Regions from separate parts of the Homo sapiens genome. Here region 2 is linked to region 1. The links are chromatin loops, found by intact Hi-C in ENCODE. Cell type or tissue: gastrocnemius medialis. All regions are shown on one strand. Each heading gives the region's core, and the rest is flanking DNA. Links, peaks and the distances in the headings are about the cores only.

Region 1 (10,373 bases), core at 1,447-9,446:
GTGTCCTTCTCGTTGTCCCCTTGCTGTGCTCCTGGCCAGCCCTGCCTGTCTGCTGCCTCACAGCCATGTTCCAGGCATGTCTGTTTATGGGCAGGGCAGCCACTGCCTACTTGTGGAGGTTTGAAAGGAACAGGGGCTGTCCTCTTCTGCCTTTCTTCCCGGCATTTTTTTTGCCATTCATTTCCTGTCTGCATGTCTTTTGTCACTTGCACCTCCTCCTGGCCCCGCCCCTCTAGCTCTTCCTCTTCTAGGGAGCCTCCCTGCTTGGTATCTGTAGCAAGAGTAAAAAAACGACCTGGCTGGGGCCAAGGGACTTCACCAGCTGTGTGGACTCAGGACTTGTTTCCTCAGCTGCAAAATGAGGGTGGAATCGGATGCCCAGCTCCACCAGCATATGGTTTCCACTTTGGACAGAAACTTCTGTTTTCCTATTCCAGAGGCTACAAACTCCCTGCTAGTAAAGCTCTGTTTCACAAGGGAGACCACATTCACAACTCATCTGCCTGGGGGAGATGATTGATATACCCTGGAACTCATGAAAAACCTAGCCAAGTGTTCCTACCTCTGGCTTCACCTTCAGATCACTTAAGGAGCTTTTAAAATATACTGATGCTTGCACCCCACCCCGAGGGAGTCTGATTCAGTTGGACCTGGGTGGGGCTCAGGCATCTTCATGACACTGATACAGAATGAAGTTAGAACCTCCGCTCCTGGGCCCTGCCACAAGCTTTGCTACTTGAAGTGTGGTTCTCAATGCAGTAACAGCAGAAATGCAGAATCTTAGGCTTCACCCCAGACCTCCCAACTAAAGTGTGCATACTAACAAGGCCCCAGGGGATTCCTATGCCATTTGTCATTTGGGGAGCTCTGCTTTTGCCCTGTAAGTGGTCTTTGAGGATTCCCTTAGCTTATACTATCTGTTTTTCATAAGCAACCACAAATCCATTTTGGGGATAAATGTGGCATAAAAAATTGTATCCAATGTCAGATGATATTAACTTGCAGGAAAATAGATGTCACATCTACTCATGAGCCATTTTCACTTCACTTCCGTGAACTCTCTCTCCCCACAGGGCCTTTGCACATGCTGCGCTCTGCCTGGCATATTCCCATCCTCCTTCAGCCTCTTCATCCTCCCTTTCCCCTGGCTGTTTCCTACTCACCCACAGCTGGACTGGCCTCTGGGAACTGGTTTTTGTCCAGTCTGCATCCTTTGCCACTCTCATCTCCCATCCACGACTCCCTGTGTCTCCCATGCCTTGGCCCAGGTGAGGTGGGGGCAAGAACCAGGTTGAGTTATGAGAAGATCCAACTGCAAAGTTCAGTTTCTCTCTTCACTTCCTTTGTTACTTCCCCTCATTTTCCTCATGTTTATGCAAGAAGAGGCTAAGAATATACCTTTTCTGTTCTCCCTTCGGTGGATGTTGTGATCAAATGGAGAAACAGATGCCTTCTAAAGTATGAAGAATCCACAGAATGTCATGATGGTTCTGGAGGCAGGAGAGGGAGCTGCAAGGATGTCATGGGTGTGAGGACAGCATGGCCCTCTTGCCCAGTAATTATGGGGATAAGTTTTTTTCCCTGCATGAGTGTTGAGCATTAAATGTGTGGAAAGAGTCATAGCTCCCAGACCCAAGAGTACCTTTCCCTCTCCTCCAGGCCTCTCCCTCTGATTCCTGTTACCAAGTGATGCCCTCCCATTTCACTATTTTCTGCTCCTGATGCTGCCCTGGGCCCCTAGCTTCCACCCCATCAGGGTTGGGACCTCTGTGGGTGCCTCTTTGAGGTAGGACAGGACTGGGCGCTTGTGTCTGTGCCTTAGAGGAGAATATGGTGAGGCTACGTAGGAGGGCCTGGAAGGCTTCTGTGCAGCTGACCACTGCCTAATTCTGAACTCCCTGGACAGGTGACAAAGAAAGATGTGATGCACACATGCCCTGGATCACTGCTGTGCTCTGCTGTTCTTCATTCCATAGATAGCTTCTGATGAGAACCCAAGTGCTCCAGGATGGATCTGCAGAGCCCAGAGGAGACTGCGAACTAGGTTACAAGCAGAGAAAGGGGCCAGAGCAGGGCCAGACACTGGCCTACCCTGCTGAGGGAGACTATACCCCAGAGGGCTCCGGTGGGTCAGCCTGCTGGGCACCCTGAGCCACTGGCCCCTGGGCTCCTGTCTCAGTTGCCTTGGTTGGAAATGTTGAATGTGGGGCTGGGACTATCACCAAAGTGCATGAGTGGTAAGGATGTGGCATTGGTCTGGGCCATCAACAGGGAGGGGAAACTGTGGGGACAGAGCAGCTGGGTAGAGTGCCAAGAAGCATGGCTGGATGTGTCCCTATGTGGAGGTGGGCGTCAAGATGGGGCAGCCTTAAACAGCCAGGTATAGCACTAGATGGCCTCCAGAGCCCAGCCCACTCCATGAGTGCCCACTGTCATCTTCCCTGATCAGAAAAGGCCTGTGCCCTCAAAGGGAAGGACAGGGGGCAGGTCTGTCCCCAGGAGGACAAGTAAGGCAGCCATCAACTCACACTTTTTTTTTTTTTTTTTTGAGACAGAGTCTCGCTCCATTGCCCAGGCTAGAGTGCAGTGGCTCGATCTTGGCTCACTGCAACCTCCACTTGCAGGGTTCAAGTAATTCTCCTGCCGCAGCCTTCCGAGTAGCTGGGACTACAAGCATGTGTCACCATGTCTGGCTAATTTTTTGTATTTTTAGTAGCGATGGGGTTTCACCATGCTGGCCAGGCTGGTCTCAAACTCCTGACCTTGTGATCCACCTGCCTCAGCCTCCCAAAATGCTGGGATTACAGGCGTGAGCCACTGCGCCCGGCCTCAACTCACAGTTTTACTTTGATATTAGGACACTCAGTGACTGCACAGACAAGAGGTGGAGTTTGCATTTCATAACTACCATAGGCATATAATGTGTGACACAGGCCATACCCAAATGAAGGCACACATTTTCATACAGGACCACCTCAGAGGCAGCAAAAAGCCTGACCCAACCCAAGTAACATTTTATCCTCTTAATGAGCGTGTAAACAGAAGGAGACTTCATGAAGTTCATGTTTCTGCCTTCCTGCAGGGACATTAGCAGGCATTGATTTTTAACCGTGATGTATGGCACTTCTGACTGAAGGGGACAATGCCATTTGGGAGTCTGTGAGGTTTAAGACGTTCTGCAGTTGCCCGGCACTGCAGCGCTGCCAAGCCCTGCTCTAATAGCACCTAATTTGTTAGGGTAACAGGGAAATGGCTGTGATTGCTGCCATGTTCCAGACGAACATGGCAGCACATCCCACCCAGCACTGCTTCCCTTTGGGTGGAAGTAGAATGGGGGAGAGAGAGGGACAAGTAGAAAAGTCAGAGGCAATGAACAGCCGATGCATGACAGAGCCTCTCTCCAGGGAAGGGCAGTGGGGAGTGGGACCAGAAACGGGCCCTCAGGGACTTCTACCGTGTCTATAAGAGTCTATACAAACAAAATCCAAAGGCAAACACAGCATACTACTAAGATATGACGATGCTGGGTGGGGTTAAAGGATGTTTGTTATGTAAGTCACCATATGTCAATACTTTTGAAATATTTTGTAATTAAACAACAATGTAAAATAAAAAATAAATCCAAGGTCCAGGGCATCTTGGGTAGTAAGCCACTCTTTGTGTAGGAGAGAGAGCACTCTAGAACATGCGGGCATATGTGCTGCGTGTCTCTAGACCAGCAGCCCCTAACCTTTTTGGCACCAGGGACTGGTTTCGTGGAAGACAAATTTTCCACAGACGGGGTGGGGTGGGGGAAACTGTTCCACCTCAGATCAACAGGCATTAGTTAGATTCTCAGCTGGGACTACAGGTGTGTGTCACCATACCCGGCTAATTTTTGTGCTTTTAGTAGAGACGGGGTTTGGCCATGTTGCCCACGCTGGTCTTGAACTCCTGGACTCAAGCCATCTGCTCACATGCATGGTTCACAATAGAGTTCGCGCTCCTGTGAGACTCTCATGGCTCTGCTGATCTGAAAGGAGGTGGAACTCAGGCAGTAATGCTGGCTCCACCCGCCGCTCACCTCCTGCTGTGTGGCCTGGTACCTAACAGGCCACCCGCCACTACCAGACTGTGGCCCCGGGGACTGGGGACCCCTGCTCTAGACAGACTCATAGGACATGTGTGTCATAGGACACGGCATTGGGAGAGCACCCGAGACTCGGGAACGTGCTGTGGGAGAGGAGCTTCTTTTCACTATGTGGCCTTGAAGGTTTTTGGGATGCTCCATCGTGTGCCTGTATTACCTAATTTTTAAAAATAATGTAATTAGTTTCCAAGACTTCAGAAAAGACAAATAGAGATGGGAGAGGAAAACAAAAGGAGACATCTTAAAGGAAAATAAAAAAGGAGATGAGGAGAGAAGAGCCTCTTGAAATGCTAGGACTCAGCCTTAGGCTTGGTGGTGAGGGTTAGCGGGGACCACTAGAGGCTCCCGAGTGAGGAGCCCTTTCTGAGAGCAGATTTCTGAGGGCACAGAAAGGGAGCCTAGAGGAGGAGGCTGCCACCCTGCCTGGCACAGGGTTCCATGGGATGCCCCCTCCCCATCCTGCATGGGGAGCAGCCCAGGCCTGCCTGGCAGCCATCCAGGGGGCCTGAGCAGGTGGTGGGGGGTGGTGAGAGGTTGGGCAGGTGCTGAGACCAAGGCGCATGGGCATGGCAGGTGGTTGGTGAGGCCCAGGCCACGGGCCATCTTCAGGGGGAGGTGCAGCCCCAGGAGGGAACTCTCTGGCTTGGAGGTAGCTCCCCTGTTGGACACTGACTGTGAGGTACCAGTGGAAGGGAGGGATTTATGCTATGGAGATGACCGAGCCCGGGATCCTAGCCAGTCTCTAATTGGGCCAATGCAAAACTCCGTCCTAGGATTGTTCAGATACTTGGAAGATATGTCTTTGTGTCTTTGGGATGGGTCCCCCACCTGACCCCTATCTCTTCCCCACTCGCCTGCGACTGCCCCCCTCCTGCTGCTGCTGGGCTGAGGGAGGAGGAGAAGCCAATGCGGACAGTGAGGGGCTCTTTCAGCTGCGTTGGCTCAGGCCTGCCACCTAGAGTTTCAGCTCCTTGTGAATTCCAGGCTGCTCTAGGCCTCTGAAACCATTTCAGCCCCAAAGTGAGCCAGGCCAGTAAAATGAGCTTTGTAAAGTTTTGTTGAATTGAATTTGACCACCAAGAGTTGCTTGTGTGTGGCAGCGGGTGGGTCAATTGTGCCTGACTTCCTCAGCTAAAAACAATCTTAGCCTGAGTCCTCTTGGGCTTGGGTCCTAGAAGGCCAGGCGTTCTGGGTCTGCCGGGGAAGGGAGAGGCTTCTAGCGCCCAACGCCACTGGATCCCGCCTTCCTCACATGACGCAGAGGAAACATTCTGGAAGGAGCACCCCACGAAGAGGCCACCAGGGACTGCTACCTCCACCTCCACAAAATCATGCTGAGTAAGCTAGAAACATCATCTGTGCAAGCCCCACGGAATGGTGTTAGAGATATCTGGAGCCTCAGTTCTGAAATGTGGCCCCTGGGCCACAGCAGCTTTACCTGGGGACTCATCAGAATGCATATTCCCAGGCCCACCCTGGACCTACCGAAGACTCCGGGGCATGGCTGGGTGCTCTGTGTTTAACAAGACGTTACTTGCAGGCAATGCTGATGTGTACAGAAATTGAGGCCTGGGCTTCTCCCCTGTGGAGGGGAAAGAGACAGGCAAGTGCAGTCAGAAAGCTTCCTGAGTGGCACTGACTTTCATGCCCAGGCCTGGTGTGTGCCCTCTCACCTCCTATTTTTCAAGCAGAAGCAGGATGCCCCAAGCAGGGAAATATTCTCTCCAGTGTACTGCAGCCAGCTTGCAGTAGGCAGAAATCAGAGCTCACGGTTCCTAATTCCTATTCAGTTGCTGAAGTTGTATAAATGAAAAAGAGGAGGCCAAGTGGCAGGGCAGCAGATTCAGGGAAGGTACAGATTAAAATTTTGGGAACTAATAACTCACTTAGCTGACTCATGGAGCCAAGATAGCCTTCCCTGCCACAGCCCTGGGGCTGCATGAGATCAGCTGGAATAACTGTCCTGCTGGTGTTGGGGGAGGGGTGAAGCCCTCTGTGTGGGGACAAGCAGTGACCAGGAAGGGAGGGGTGGGGGGCAGGTCAACAGCAGGCATGCCCTGATGTGGGGACCTTACCGTGTGGGTGGAGGGCAGCTGAGCGCCAGGTCCATCTCAGCTGCTAGAGAGCCTGGCAAATCCTCACAAATGGCCTCGCTCTGGGCTGCACCCAGCATTGTAGGAGCGGCAGGGACAGCTGGGAATTGCACTTCCTTCCCAGCACTGGCACCAGAGGAGCTGGCCTGGGGCACCTGTCAAGGGGATCAACATTTGGAGGCTTGTGTTATAATGGGAGCCAAGCTAGAAACAGAAAAAAACTCACCTAGGAACGGGGCCTGGGAGTGGGGGTGGGGGTGTGCAGGATTAATTTAATTAAGCCCTGCTTTGGGGACCAGGCTAAATTTAGTAGCTGCTTCGGCTGCTGGTTCAACGCCTTTCCCACAACTCCCTCCCATCTGCCCATTGTGCCTTCCGCAGGTGATTAATTTCAAATTCCAGGCTGGCATGTGCACACGCACCTGCTGATTGCCTAGTCCCCTCTCCAAGCCTCTGCTAATGTGCTCTCCGGGCTCCCAGGGGAAGGTGCATGCTGAACCACGCCAGCAGCTTGCTTGCCCTTCCCCAGGGAGGTAAACACCGCATTCGTGCTAATGACTCCCACGGTGGCCATAGCAGGCCCAGGCCCAAGCTCCAGCACCTCACCCAAGAAACACGGCCACAGCGGGCCTGATCTCCAGCTTGTTCATTTCATTGTTCTAGGTGAAGTTTAAACAAAAGGTTGAAAGGCTGGGCATCGTGGCTCATGCTGGTAATACCAGCACTTTGAGAGGCTTAGGCTGGAGGATTGCTTGAGGCCAGGAATTTGAGACCAGCCTGGCCAATATAGCAAGACCCTGTCTTTATTTATATTTTTTTTTCTTAAAGGTTGAAAAGTGTGCTAATGTTCTGGACCGAAGTGACTGAGACTACTAGAGTTTAAGCCTGTGCCTCATAGGGATGAGGGGAGAGGATTCTCTTACCCCCATTTTTGGTCCAGTTCTACACTCTTCTTCTTTGATGATTTATACTTGGTCTGTTCAGTCTTTGGACTGCTTTTATTCTAATTACCATCGCGCCTATTTGGGGAGCCATTTTGAAGTTTATTAGTATCTCCCCCAGATTTAAATTGTGTCAAAAAGAGAAGGGAATTGGGTGGGAGATGCTGCAAACAATACTAAGTGCCAGACGATGATTTATGGGTGCCGTGGCCTGAATGTTTAAACGTTTATGTCCCCTCAAAATTCCTATGTTGAAACCCTAATTCCTAATGTGATGATATTTGGGGATGGAGCATTTGAGAGGTGAATAGAGTCAGATGAGGTCATTAGGGTAGGGTGCTCATGAATGTTCTTGTAAAAAGAGGAACAGACTGGAGACATCTCTTTGTGTGCATGCAGTGAGGAAGGCCAAGTGAGGACATGAGCAGTAACGGAAATCAGCCAGCAGCTTGATCCTGGGCTTCCCAGCCTTCAGAACTGGGAGCAATACATTTCTAGTTTTGAAGCCACCCAGTCTATGGTATTTTTGTTATGGCAGCCCACACGGACTAAGACAGTGGTTTAGAGCACTTGTTTATCAAATGTTTGTTGAGTATTTCTGGTGGGCCGGACATTGTGCCAATGCAGAAGCTGTAATGCTGAGTGAGACACAGTTCCTGTCTCAAGGAGCTGATATTCTAAGGGAGTGAGAGATAAGCAAAGCTGACCATGGCAGGGGTGGGGGTGTCACCACAGTGCTTGCCACCGAGTGAGGGCTCAATGAATAGCAGCAGCAGTAATAGTAGTAGATTTCAATGCTTTATGCTGGGAGCTGGGCTCAATGGGTGAGAGCATGAAGGAGCTTTCTTTTTCTCACCTTGCTGTTTTCCATACCACTCCATGGACTCCTTTCCAGCTCCTGAATCAAATCTAGCTTTTCTTGTCATACCCAGGTATTGAGGAATGGCTTTGTTTTTAGGTATTGAAAGTCTAGCCCAGTTTAAAGCTTGATCCTCAGTCTTTCATCCAGTTTTCAGTTTCTGCCTCCTTCTCCACCCCAGGTCCCTGCCCAGGTTGGCTACCTGCAGCAGACGAGCATGAGGCATAGACAGCATCTCTTCTCTCTGCTTGCCCCTGTCCTTCTCTCTTGCCAGCTGCTGCTTCTGGCCTCTCCAGGGACAGGCGCAGGAGGAGGGAGTTAGTGGTCCAGTGCTTTAGTGGGTCTGGACACCTTGGAGGTCAGAGAGGCCATGAGTCATAGTGAAAAGCTCTGGAGTCACACAGGCCTAAGCTCGAACCTCACTCTATCCTTAGTAGTGGTAGGACTTTGGGGAAGTGGCTTAACTTCTTGGTTCCTCAGTTGTGCCCACTGTAGAATGGAATGGAATGATAGCACTTGCTTTAACGAGGAATTATGGACATTCTTGATAATGTATGTACAGTGCCAAGATGTAAGTACTTAACAGATCGTAGCAATTTTTTTTTTTTGAGATGGAGTCTCCCTCTGTCACCCAGGCTGGAGTGCAGTGGCGCCATCTCAGCTCACTGCAACCTCCGCCTCCCAGGTTCAAGTGATTCTCCTGCCTCAGCCTCCCAAGTAGCAGGAATTACAGGCACCCACCACCACGCCCAGCTAATATTTGTATTTATAGTAAAGACGGGGTTTCACCATGTTGGCCAGGCTGGCCTCAAACTCCTGACCTCAGGTGATCTGCCTGCCTCAGCCTCCCAAAGTGCTGAGATTACAGGTGTGAGCCACCACGCCCGGCTAATGGTAGCAATTTTTAAGAGGCTGAGTCCCCTATTGGAGTCTCTCCTAGCAGAGATCTGGTGTTCTACATGTTATGAGTTAGCCCTGCCTCCAAACTCCAGAAAGCTTGGCCAATCCCCCTAACTGCTGTGTTCACTTCCCACCCAACCCCTGCCACCATCACCATGGTGACAGCACTCTTTGGTCAAGAGCACTGGAAAATGACTGCAGTGACCATAATGGCTGTGGCTATAGATTGGTGCAATCTTTTGATTAATTACAGGTCTAGGAATATGAATGATTTTAAAGCACTTTCCAAATTCGCAGTGCCACATCAACACTAAGATGGTTTTCATAACAACCGAGTCCTGGGCTGCCTGTCCCGGTGGATACGCAGGCCTGGGCTCCCTGTGGGTTTCAAGAGCGTGGCTCTCAGGTAGGTTTCTCCTTTGCTGCTTTGCTCCTTTGCTGTTGCCACCTTACCACCTTGGAGTTTCCCTTGGATTTTAATCCCCCAAGGGAGGAAACACCTTTATGGAATAGTTTTTGTTGCTGCTTTGTTGAATCCAGGCCAGCTAGGTAGAGGAAGATTCGGCTGTCATTCCTTTTATATCCCCAGAGGTAGTTCTCAAACATCCCCCCTCACCACCACCCTCCCTGAGTTTGTGGAACCACAAACTCAAGATGAGAGGCCTGGGATGGGAAGCCCATTGCCATAAATGTTTGGCTGCTTCATGGCTAAAGGCTGCTGAGAAGCTGCTCACAAGTGAGATGCTCTTCAGCCAGCCCTCTACTTATAGTGGTGGTGCATTCTTACCAAGATGCCAGTGCATTTGAAGGATGATGTCCCCAAAGCAGAAGGTTCTGTGGTACCTAAGATGGAGTTGGGGCTAGGGTGATGATACCAGGCACCCAACTCTTTTCACTTTCCAAACTTTTAAATATGACTTGAGGAGCCTCTCATTTTATAGAGCCTAGAGAATGTTCTTTCCACAAATCCTAGCAAGAGATTACTACTTCATATATTGGCTTGGGGCCAGGAATTTTGACTTTCGTTCACTGTCTCCGCAGCACATAACACCTATGTGGAAGAGGAGGAGGGCACTCTTGGACTAGGGAGGTGGCAGGAGGGGTGGCTTTCCGCGGGCTGTCCTGGCTACAGCCACCTAAGCATAGTGGGAGGGTGTCTGGGCAGCCAAATCTTCCCAAAGTGAGATGGCGAGGCCTTGCCAGGAAGAGGATGCAGGCCCAGGGGACGGGCGCCTGCGGCACAGAGCTGACTAATGGTCCAACTCCAACAATAGATCCTGTTGTCTGCCCAGGGAAGGAAGCACAGTCTGTCCCCAACCCCCACACTCTTAATGACCCTCAAAAACACCACAGGGGAGCAGTTCTGCTTAGCTCCCCAGGATAATTAGGGTCTACCCTGCAGCAAGCGAATCAAAGAGCAGGGCACGCCTGCCCCTGGCACTGCAGCTACC
Region 2 (10,373 bases), core at 1,162-9,161, 150 kb before region 1:
CTTGGCAGGCACCAGAGCACTCCTGGAAGAGGAAGGGGTGGCAGGGACAAAAGCTACAGGGCTGGGATGAAGGTATCCCTGCCTGATCACCTGCCCCAGATCCTACCCAGGGACCCCCTATTACGTACGAGGCATGGGAGGTAAATGGCTCCCCCAGCTCTGCCCCAGACCAGCTCACAGCTGCTGTCTGGGCTGGATGAGCTTGGCAGCCAGTTCCTAGAGGGGTCTCTTGCCAGCAGCACCTATATCATCTAGTGAACCTAAAGGCACATTCCTGTAGAGTGCAGACTGAAGACGGACATCTGAGCTGCTGCCTTGACTTTCCTGTTCTGTGTCTCTTTTCTCATTTTGTTGGGGGGAGGGGTGTGGCCAGAAGAAAGGGGTAGGAGAGGTATAGACAGGATGAAGGGGTACTGTTATGCTTCTCTCTGCTGTTGCGGCCCTGCATTTGGAATATTCCCAGTGATACAGGACGGGGCCAGGGAAATGCTGGGAAGGGAAGGACATGGTCCCTGGCAAGGGCTCCACCCCCAGGCCTGTGCCAACGGACCTAGGTGAGGACAGGCATTTCTGTTTTCATGCCCAAATGTTGTATTTCCCAAGACCACCCTGGCCCGCCATGCCCCCATCCTGTGCCTATAAAACCCAGAGACCTGGCTGGGTGCGGTGGCTCACACCTGTAATCCTAGCACTTTGGGAGGCCGAGGCAGGTGGATCACGAGGTCAGGAGATCGAGACCATCCTGTAACATAGTGAAACCCTGTCTCTACTAAATATACAAAAAAAATTAGCCAGGCGTGGTGGCGGGCGCCTGTAGTCTCAGCTATTTTGGGAGGCTGAGGCAGGAGAATGGCGTGAACCTGGGAGGCGGAGCTTGCAGTGAGCCAAGATCGCGCCACTGCACTCCAGCCTGGGCAACAGAGCGAGACTCCGTCTCAAAAAAAAAAAAAAAAAAAAAAATCCCAGAGACCCTAGCCGGTAGAGACACAAGCAGCTGGACTTCGAGAGGAGTGGAAGAACACACTGACAAGCACCAGCAGACACCAGCAGGCCAACGACCAGCGGAACAAGGCACAGTTAGCCCAAGGGTAGTTGGAAGAGAGCCTGGCCGCCAAGCGGCCTGACTCCAGGGGAAAACCACCTGCCCACCCCATCTCCCTTCTGGCTCCCCCATCTGCTGAGAGCTACTGCCACTCAATAAAACCTTGCACTCATTCTCCAAGCCCACATGTGATCTGATTCTTCCGATACACCAAGGCAAGAAGCCCCAGGATGCAGAAAGTCCTCTGTCCTTGAGATAAGGCAGGGGGTCTAATTGAGCGGATTAACACAAGCTGCCTACAGATGGCTAAACTGAAAGAGCACCCTGTAACACATGCCCACTGGGCTTCAGCAGCAAACATTTACTCCTAGATGCTGCCATGAGGTTGGAGCCCCACAGCCTTCCTGTCTGCATGCTACCCCTAGAGGTGTGAGCAGTGGGGCACTGAAGAAGCGAGCCACACCTCCATCGCACTCCCTGAGAGGGGAACAAGGGAACTTTTCCTGTTTCACCAGTTCAAACTACCTATGGATCAGAAGCTCCAGGAGAAATGAAATTTTACAACTCTGGGAACCCACTGCCCACCAAGATAGATGAGCCTTGTGGGGCCTCCACACAGCCCAGCCCATGCTCTGAATTAGGCGCCTCCTTTCCTGAAGACCCTGCCTCCTTCCCAGATGCCACTCTACCCATCCATCCTCACATGAGTCATGTGTCAGCCATGAGGGGCTGTGCTGGAATCCTCCCAGCTCTGCTGCATGGAGGTGACTCTCACTATACATCTTGGGTGTGACAGGCCTTCAGAATGAACTTGACAGGGCTTGGTGGCTGTCTGAGACTTAGAATCCTTTCACTTATGCAGAATCTTAGGCTGCAGAATCTAGCTGAGCAGATGCGGCCATTTTTGCTTAGGGCCCCTTCTGCATACATTTCCTCTACACTTAGGGTCTTGGATGTCCCAGTCTTGCGGGCTACGGAATACTAACTAGTGGATGTGAGGTATTCATTTCTATCCAACATATATTTATGAGGAGTCTGCCACTGTACTGGGATCTGAGGATGCAAAGGTGGTCCCTGCATAGGTATATGGCTGGGGCAGACCCAGAAGCCAGGCGGCAAGCATACCCTCTCTGTTATGCCCCTGGGTGGCCTTTCCTGTAATTAACAATGAGAGGATTAACCATGAGAACTCCACCAGGGTGCTAGAGCACAGTAAAGGGCTAGTGGGATGTTAATCAGTCACTCCTTCTGAGACTTTCTGAATTGGTTCAATTTTGAGAACCCAACTCAAATACCATCTTTGCTGTGACACCTTCCTCCCATTCATTCCTTTAGCCAGCAAGTAGTTAGAGAATGCTAAAACTGATAGGTATTGGTAAAAGGACAAAGGAGTGTGGAACACGGCTGTGTACATCTAGGATATTGCATTCTAGTAGGGGAGACTCCTTTATTCTCCACAGATTGATTGAGGGCCCACCGTGGTCTAGGCATTGTGCTAGACACAGGGCATATGGCAACGACCCAGACCAACAGGGGTCCTCCCCTCCCGGTGCGTTAGACCTGGTGAGGGACACAAACATGTTGCAGCTAGCCCCACTGGTTGTGACCATCGTGGCATCATGGAGGGATGGAGTGCAGGGGGTGATAGAGCACACAGAAAAGCTTCCACACCCTGGCCAGAGCAGGTGTCCCCGAGGGAGTGATTCCATCTGTGCCCAAATATACACTCAAAGGTGGCCACAGCTCAGTACCACCCAGGGGTGCGATTAGTGCAATAGGAACTGCGAAGGGGAGATCCTCTCCAGCTGCGCAGAAGGCTTCCTGGAAGAAGTAGGCACTGAGTTGAGCATTCAAGCTTCCTGAATGACTGTAATCTACCCATGTCTGGAACTGAAAAGGCACTCCCAGCAGTCTCATCAAGTTAACTCAGTTGTTCATGCTGCGACTACATCATTGTGCTCCATTCTGCTCTGTTGCCTGTGTCCCCTGTGCCCCTCAGCATCATAACCCTCTTGAAGCCTCTGGGGACTGAGGCTTCCTGTATCCCCTTGGATCAGCTTGGTGGTGGGGAGTGGACAAAGTGCACAGCCTGGGAGGTTGGGTCCACGAGCAGATGTTCCTCAACACCCTTTTATGTCCCTCTCCAGGACACACTGTACCCAAGGAAAATCAGTGCAGTTTCTTGGGGGGAGGGATTTTTAAGTGGGTTTGGTAAAAGCAGAGTCCAGGCTCTGCCCCAGAAGGATCTTTAAATAGAGCAGAGGAACACTGTCAGGAGAGAATTCGCTTACGCTTTCTATTATTCATTTATATTGGGAACATTAACGGAATTAAGCTTTGAATAAAAAGGACTCTATTTTCAGAATAGTCCTGAGGACAATTAAAGGGCGGCATTTCCCTCCAGAGAGCTGCCATCAAACCATATGGCTTCATTTTGGAAGCCACCAAGTGTTCAAGTAATGTGGTGTAGAAATAAAAAGTGAAAAGAGGTGCTCCTGCCTGCAGCGGGAGAGAACTCAGGCTGGCCACCCAGCCTGTTGTGACTTCATCCTGCCTGGGGCCAATTCCCAGGTGCCTGGAGGTAGAAAGGTGGGCAGTGGTGGTGTAGGGAGCCTGGAGTGCTGTCTCCCTTACTGGAGGTCTTTTAGATGGTGCCTCCAGTTTTTAGGTTAAGAGACGTCTTTCCTGGATGTTCCTTGCCAAAGCTATTTCCTCTGTTAGGCAAGCCAGCATCCTTCACAGATCCACACTGATTTTGAGCACCTATTTCATGACCAACAGAGTTCTAGGAGCTGGAGACACAGCAGGGAGCAAAACAAAACACCTGTTCACACCGCACGTCGGGGAGGCAGACAGTTAGCCAAGTCAAATCTGCACGTACGGGTTAGTGATGGCAAGGCCACTGAGAAACATAAAGCAGACCAGGGGATAGAGAGCGATGGGGCAGTGTTCTGTCACCTGCGGGGAAGTCAGGGAAGGCCCCTCTCATTATGAGACCCTTGGGCAGAAGCCTGAAGGAGGCAAGGCTGACCAGGCAGCTCTGAGGGAAGTGCTCCCGGCCAAGGGAACAGCAAAGGCAAAGGCCCTATATTAGTCCGTTCTCACACTGCTGTAAAGAACCACCTGAGACTAGGTAGTTTAGGAAAAGGTTTAATTGACACATAGTTCTACAGGCTGTACAGGAAGCATGACTGGGAGGCCTCAGGAAACTTACAGTCATGGTGGAAGGAGGAGGGGAAGCAAGTATGTCTTACGATGGCAAAGCAGGAGAGAGAGCGAAGAGGGAAGTGCCACACTTTCAAACAACCACTTCTTCTGAGAACTCCCTCACTATCACCAGATTGGCAAGGGGGAAGTCGGCCTCTATAATCCAATCACCTCTCACCAGGCCCCTCCCCTGACATGTGGGGATTACAGTTCGAGGTGAGGTTTGGATGGGGACACAGAGCCAAACCATATCAGGCCCCAAGGCAAGAGAGGGCTGGCATCCTGGAAGAGGGAGCTGGGAGCAGCCACAGAGGTGTGTGTGTGGGGGTGGGTGGTGTGGCGTGGGGGGTGGGAGTGGTGGGAGCTGAGGTCAGGCTGTAGGACCTGGCAACCTGTGCAGAACACCTTGGATTTTACTCTCAGTGGCATGGGAAGCCATTGGAAGGCTCTGAGCAGAGGAGAGACATGATCTGATGGGTGCTTTACAATATCACTCATCAGCCATCATCACCTTGGGTGCTGCATGAAATGAGACTTGAGAGAAGGGCAGGGGCTGGAGCATGAAGAGTGTTAGAGGCCAGATGAGGGAGCTGGGCCTTCATCATGAGGTCAATGGAGAGCCATGGAGGAGTTTAGAGGAAGGAGTTAGTCCTCATCCTTATCTTGGAATAGAAGGCTCTAAGCACAGAGAAGTGAGGTCACCCTTCCCGGAACACACATAACTGGATAAGGTGGCTCTGGGATGGAAACTGAGGTCTTCAGATTCCTATCCTCGTTACTATGAGCTTTCTCCTGAATAACAACAGGAGACATTTACTGGGCATTTTCTCAGATACCAACCCACTTATCTTTCAAAACAACCCTGGAGGTAGGCAATATTATGACTCTCATTTTACAGACAAGGACCCCAAGGCACAAAGGGGTTAAGGAACTTGTCTGAGGTTACATGGCTAGAAAGTGGTAGAGCCGGGATTGGAACCCAGGCAGCCTGGATCAGGAGTCCGTGGAGTCAACCAGTGTGCTCCAGGGCCTTGCTAAGTCCTCCAGCCATGTGAATAGATGGGTGGGAGAACCGGGACTAGTTTCTACGGTGTTTGCGGAGCCGAGTCAGCTCTGTACCTGCCTGTACTCAGACCCCCATACTTTTCCTGCATCCTTAGTCCATTCCCACTGAGACCCCCACTGCAGTAGACATCGAAGGAACAAGAAGCGCAGCGGAAAATTAGACGCAAGAATTGCCTCCCCAGGAAGATATTCAAAGCTGCTTCTTAACTTGTTGCGCCCCCAGATCCCTCAGATCTTGAGTGCCCTGGGGAGCCGCCGTGCCCTCTCGGCCATAAGCAGAACACAGAGCGGCGGCCTCTTGTGCGGTTTGATCATGTGAACCATCCCGGTTGAAAAAATGAAGGGTATCGAATTAGGAATGAAAATGATTCTTTCCCCAAGCTCTGAATGCACTCCAAAATCCCTAGGGGGAGGCTTGGGTTTGTGTTGGCAAAGGAGGAGCTGGTGGAAATGTCTGCAACTCAGTCTCACGCTTCCTCCTTCTCCCTGACTGATTGCCTTAACAGGCGCCGAGGCTCTCCAGCCGACAGGCCACCAGAGGGCACCCACAGACAGGGCTGGCAGTCTCGGGCGGGCAGGCGGGTTAGCGTCCTCTGAGAAGGCCGGGGTCGGATGTCGTGGCACTGCAGAGAGAAAAGCATACACAGGAGCCGAAACACACTGAGCAGGCCCAGGACGCGAGAACGTGGATCTGGAGCCACACCCAGCCCGTGGCCTTCCCATGCAATGGCTGTGACAACTCTCCGGTTCTGTGGCCTATGCACCAAAACAATACCTGTGGGCTCTGTCTCAGTGTCAAACTGGGATTATGTTTTTGTTTCCAAGATTAATTTGAAAAAGGTGACTGGGCATGGTGGCTCACGCCTGTAATGCTAGCACTTTGGGAGGCTGAGGCAGGAGGATCCCTTGAGCCCAGGAGTTCAAGACCAGCCTGGGCAACATAGGGAGATCCTGTCTCTATTTAAAGTTTTTTTTTTTTTTTAATTTTGAAAAAATAATTTAAAAAGAAAAAAGAAAAAGGCAAGTCCTCTGTAGATGTGTAAAGACCACAGCTAGAAGTGACTACAGATACTACTTTATTAACCACCATGAGGGTCAACTGACCCAGGCCCCCAAAGTTAATTATCCAAACCCTGGCGACATTGGCTAGTGGTGGTTTTAGCCCAAACATACACATATGTACCCACATCTCCCATGTGTTTATCACACTGAATGAGAATTACCTCCTTATTTACATGGGGACCTGAAGAGCAGGAACCATATCCTGTGAATCTCTGTTCCCAGTTGAACTTTAATGTATGTCAAACATATATAGAACATTTGGTTCCATTTCTCCAGCAAAGCCTGGAAGACAAGAAACATGATGCTTTTGTGGATTCCAAGTAGAGAAAACCTTCCTGTTCTGTGGCCTGGGATTATTTCCAACTAGGCAGGTCCATGATTTTAGGACGGCGGTCAGCAAACTATATACCTAAGCCAAATCTGGTCCGTTGCCTGTTTTTGTAAGTAAAGTTTTATTGGAACACAGCTATGCACATTCATTTACTTACTATCTATGTCTGCTTTTGTGCTACAGCAGCAGGGTTAAGCAGTTGCAACAGAGACCATATTGCCCCACCTACACTGAATGTTTGCTCTCTGGCCCTTTACAGAAACAGTCTGCTGACCCCTGCTGGAGGAGGACACAATAGCAGCCTTGGGATGTGGCTGGCAGGAGAGCTCCTCCTTGCTTCACTGTGGTGATGGTGGGGCCAGCAGAGCCCCCAAGGGATGCTAGCCATGCCTTGGGTGTGCTATGGGTATGTGAAATCTGCTTCGTGGGGACAGCCTTGCTGAGAAGCCAAGGGTCCTGCACAAGTCCTTCCAGTTCTTGATACCCAGCTGCAGTGCTAGAGTACCTGTACCCTAGCACAGCCTGGGAGGGTCTGGACATCTTAGATCAGCTTCATTCTCTCTCTCTCTCTCTTTAAACATTAAAAAAAGAACATTTTATTGAGATATAATCCACACATTTAAAGCATAAACTTCAGTCCCTTATCTCTTAACCTACTTGTCTTGTGACTCTTTTCCCTTTCGTTTCCTTAAGCTACACCTGTATAAACTTGTTCCCTGCAAAGATTTCAGTGAATTTATTCACAATCAGGTGTAAGTGACGAATAATAGTAGGATCCCTAGAATCTCAGGATGACCCATCCCATGTTGTATGCTTTTGTCTCAGGTAGAGTTTTTCCCAAGTACACACTGGGATGGAGTTTGGGGTACAGAAGAAGACATCAAACAGGGAGGCAGACCAAACAAAGCCTTAGCCAGCCTAGCTCTTGCCTAGATGTCCAGGCTTCTGTGCTTGTCCAGACCTCTCTCAGTCACCAGATGCAAGTGCCCCAGGAGAGGAGGCTCCCTGCAGGGGAGGCCAACCCTGAAGAGCTGACCCTGGAGGCTTTCTGCGGACCACACTCCCCACAGCTGGATAGCGAGCCCTTCCCTGAAGGGGATCTAGAAGCTGTGTTTCCATGTGCACCTCACCCTTTTAAAGGATCCCATAACCCAGTGACCCTCCAGCACCCCACTGATAGGAGGACTCTCCCAGGACCAGGGCACCCTCTTTCTACAGAGGCAGCCCATCCCCATTTCACAAGGTGCTGGGCTTCCCTCTGCTGAGCTAAAATCTGCACTCCTAAAATGCAGGAGTGCTAGTCTAGGTTCTGCCCTTTGGAGCTACACAAATCAAAAACCCATTCCCATGATGACTATTGGGAGCATCTCCCAGCCCACTCCCATCCTGATCTCTCCATTCATTCCCCATGTGACATACGTCCGTGATCTCTGTCCAGATCATTGCTGTTTAGTCCAAATCCCTCTGACATATGGTTCCAGCTCTGAATGCAGTTCTCCAGGAGGCCTGCTTAGTGCTGAGACTAAGTCCTTCTTGCTCTGAAGGACACAGTCAAATCACAGTGTTGACTCAACTGAAGTTTACCAAAATCCTCAGCCACCAGCCACTGCTGATCCAAAGAGCCACGGACTGTCCTGCTGTAATTGACTCTCAGACACAAGTAAAGAATTTTGTATTTGTCTCAGTTTTTTTCTAACTTTTAGCCCCTTCCCAAGGGAATTTGCATTTTAACAGAAAAGGATGAATATCTGAGAAGGGATTCCTGGATGGATCAAAAGATGAATTTTCAGCCCTGGGTGTTCCTGCAAACACCCACAGATTAGTGCTTATTAGTGCTTCTTTTTTGTTTTTTTGTTTTTGTTTTTGTTTTTGTTTTTGTTTTGAGACGGAGTCTTGCTCTGTCACCCAGGCTGGAGTGCAGTGGCGTGACCTTGGCTCACTGCAACCTCCACCTCCTGGGTTCATGCCATTCTCCTGCCTCAGCATCCCAAGTAGCTGGGACTACAGGTGCCCACCACCACGCCTGGCTAATTTTTTTGTGTTTTTAGTAGAGATAGGGTTTCATCATGTTAGCCAGGATGGTCTCAATCTCCTGACTTCATGATCTGCCTGCCTCGGCCTCCCGAAGTGCTGGGATTACAGGCATGAGCCACCATGCCTGGCCAGATTAGTGCTTCTTAAACCCGTTTCAGGAGTATGTAGCAGTTCATTACAGGAAGCTCAAACAAGCTTCTTTTAGCAAGAAGCATCCTCCTGGAGGGTCACTTTATCCTAAGATTTGGGGACAAAAATTCCTATATTAAGCAACTCAGTAATAATATAGAAAAGAATGCAAAATATACATGAATTTCTAAGGGAAATTATTGACTTCAAAGACATTTCACACATCTTTTGGGATGCCTTAGGCCCACCCCTGGCCTCCCTGGAGGGGAGCAACATAGTCACTCTCTAGTTACAGAGTACTTGGTGTAGATAATGATGCTCTCCACCCTGGGCCAAAGTGGCCATGCATGGGCCAAGACATACACAAGATAACCAACCAAATAAGAACCAAACCCACACACTCCCTGCCAGTCTAGACAATGCAGTTTTGGAGGTAGAGGGTCCCTCACAGATCAGCTAGTCTGATTTTTTTGTTTTACAAAGATACTAACACCAAGAGCCAGAGAATGGAAATCATTTGCTCAAGATGGGGCAGATTTGTGGTCCCCTGAGTCTGAGTCTCCTTCATGGCATTTACTATGGGTAGTGCCAGGGAGGTGAAATTGGCTGGCTGTGAGGCTGAAACATGGTAGGTAGGCCCCTCGGGTTGCTGTTCCAGGAGATCATGGGGCCATGGGCATAATAGGCACAGGTAGAAGTTTCTGGCAGGAGTAGCTGCTGGAGAATCCACATACTTGATGTGCTGGGCAGCTCCCTGTGGGTTGAGTCAGCCTCAGCCAGCTACTAGGGATTCACCCTGGATCCATTCTCTTACGTGTGAGGCTGACATCAGAACCACTTTCTATGACTCCAAGAGAAAGCCACACTTCTTTCTCAACAGTTATTTCAGACATTGATTTTTTTCTCCCCCTGGTTGTTTCTCATGGAAAACAAGACTGCTTTCCCCCAAGTCCCAAGTGACTGCCTTCTTTGATCCTGCCCCTGGGGCTGTGTGTGTGACACCATCATTTGGCAAACAGTGAGAAAACAAAGAGAAAACCCAGAAGGGTTGGGGTTTCTAAAATCTAGGGCACAGTCCATCCCTTGAGAAGCAGCAAGTAATCTAGCTGAGTGAGAGAAGACCAACATGAATTTGAAAACAGTAAAAAACCATAAAGAAGGAAGGGTGGTTCAGGCTGTGATTGAGAGAATAGCTTAGAGGGGAGGGCTGGATGGGGACAGGAGTGATCAGGGAAACCTCGCTGGAGCTGCCATCTCCTGTCCTAGGTTTTGGGGCACCAGCACAAGAGTACCAGACTTGGAGGTGGGGGTGCACGTTTAAATTTGAGTTCACCCAAACGAATTTTGTAAGGGGGCCCATCTCCAGTTCTTCCTAAGTCCCCTCCCATGTTGTCCTCTATGCCCAGTGATTGTGTAAATCCCTCAGGAAAAGACTATCTCATCAGCATGCATTTTCTCAGATTGGCCCTGCTCTGCTGGCTTTTTCCCTACAGTTGTCTCTGT

What was found. A loop is a pair of places that touch in the nucleus more often than their neighbours do. Peaks named below come from ENCODE experiments on the same cell type or tissue, not always from the same donor. Only the 100,000 strongest peaks of a DNase experiment are listed, where the experiment ranks them.
Region 2: a loop joins it to region 1, with 4 times the contacts of the local background. A loop is called at or near these places in 4 of 110 quality-filtered maps.

What each region holds. Positions count from the first base shown.
Region 1 is chr18:48,290,455-48,300,827 of GRCh38, reverse strand. The region is part of intron 2 of ZBTB7C (zinc finger and BTB domain containing 7C); the gene reads left to right. Among named protein-coding and RNA genes, the nearest start is that of ZBTB7C-AS2, 43 kb to the right of the region's middle. RefSeq lists enhancers at 4,155-4,936, 5,956-6,250, 6,503-7,286. In gastrocnemius medialis, for the core only: a CTCF peak has its summit at 5,087; DNase peaks (open chromatin) are centred at 6,257 and 6,627; H3K27ac peaks cover 2,030 bases.
Region 2 is chr18:48,442,269-48,452,641 of GRCh38, reverse strand. No RefSeq gene overlaps it. Among named protein-coding and RNA genes, the nearest start is that of ZBTB7C, 38 kb to the right of the region's middle. RefSeq lists an enhancer at 6,810-7,104. In gastrocnemius medialis, for the core only: CTCF peaks have their summits at 5,846 (motif pointing right) and 6,990 (motif pointing left); DNase peaks (open chromatin) are centred at 5,851 and 6,971; H3K27ac peaks cover 306 bases.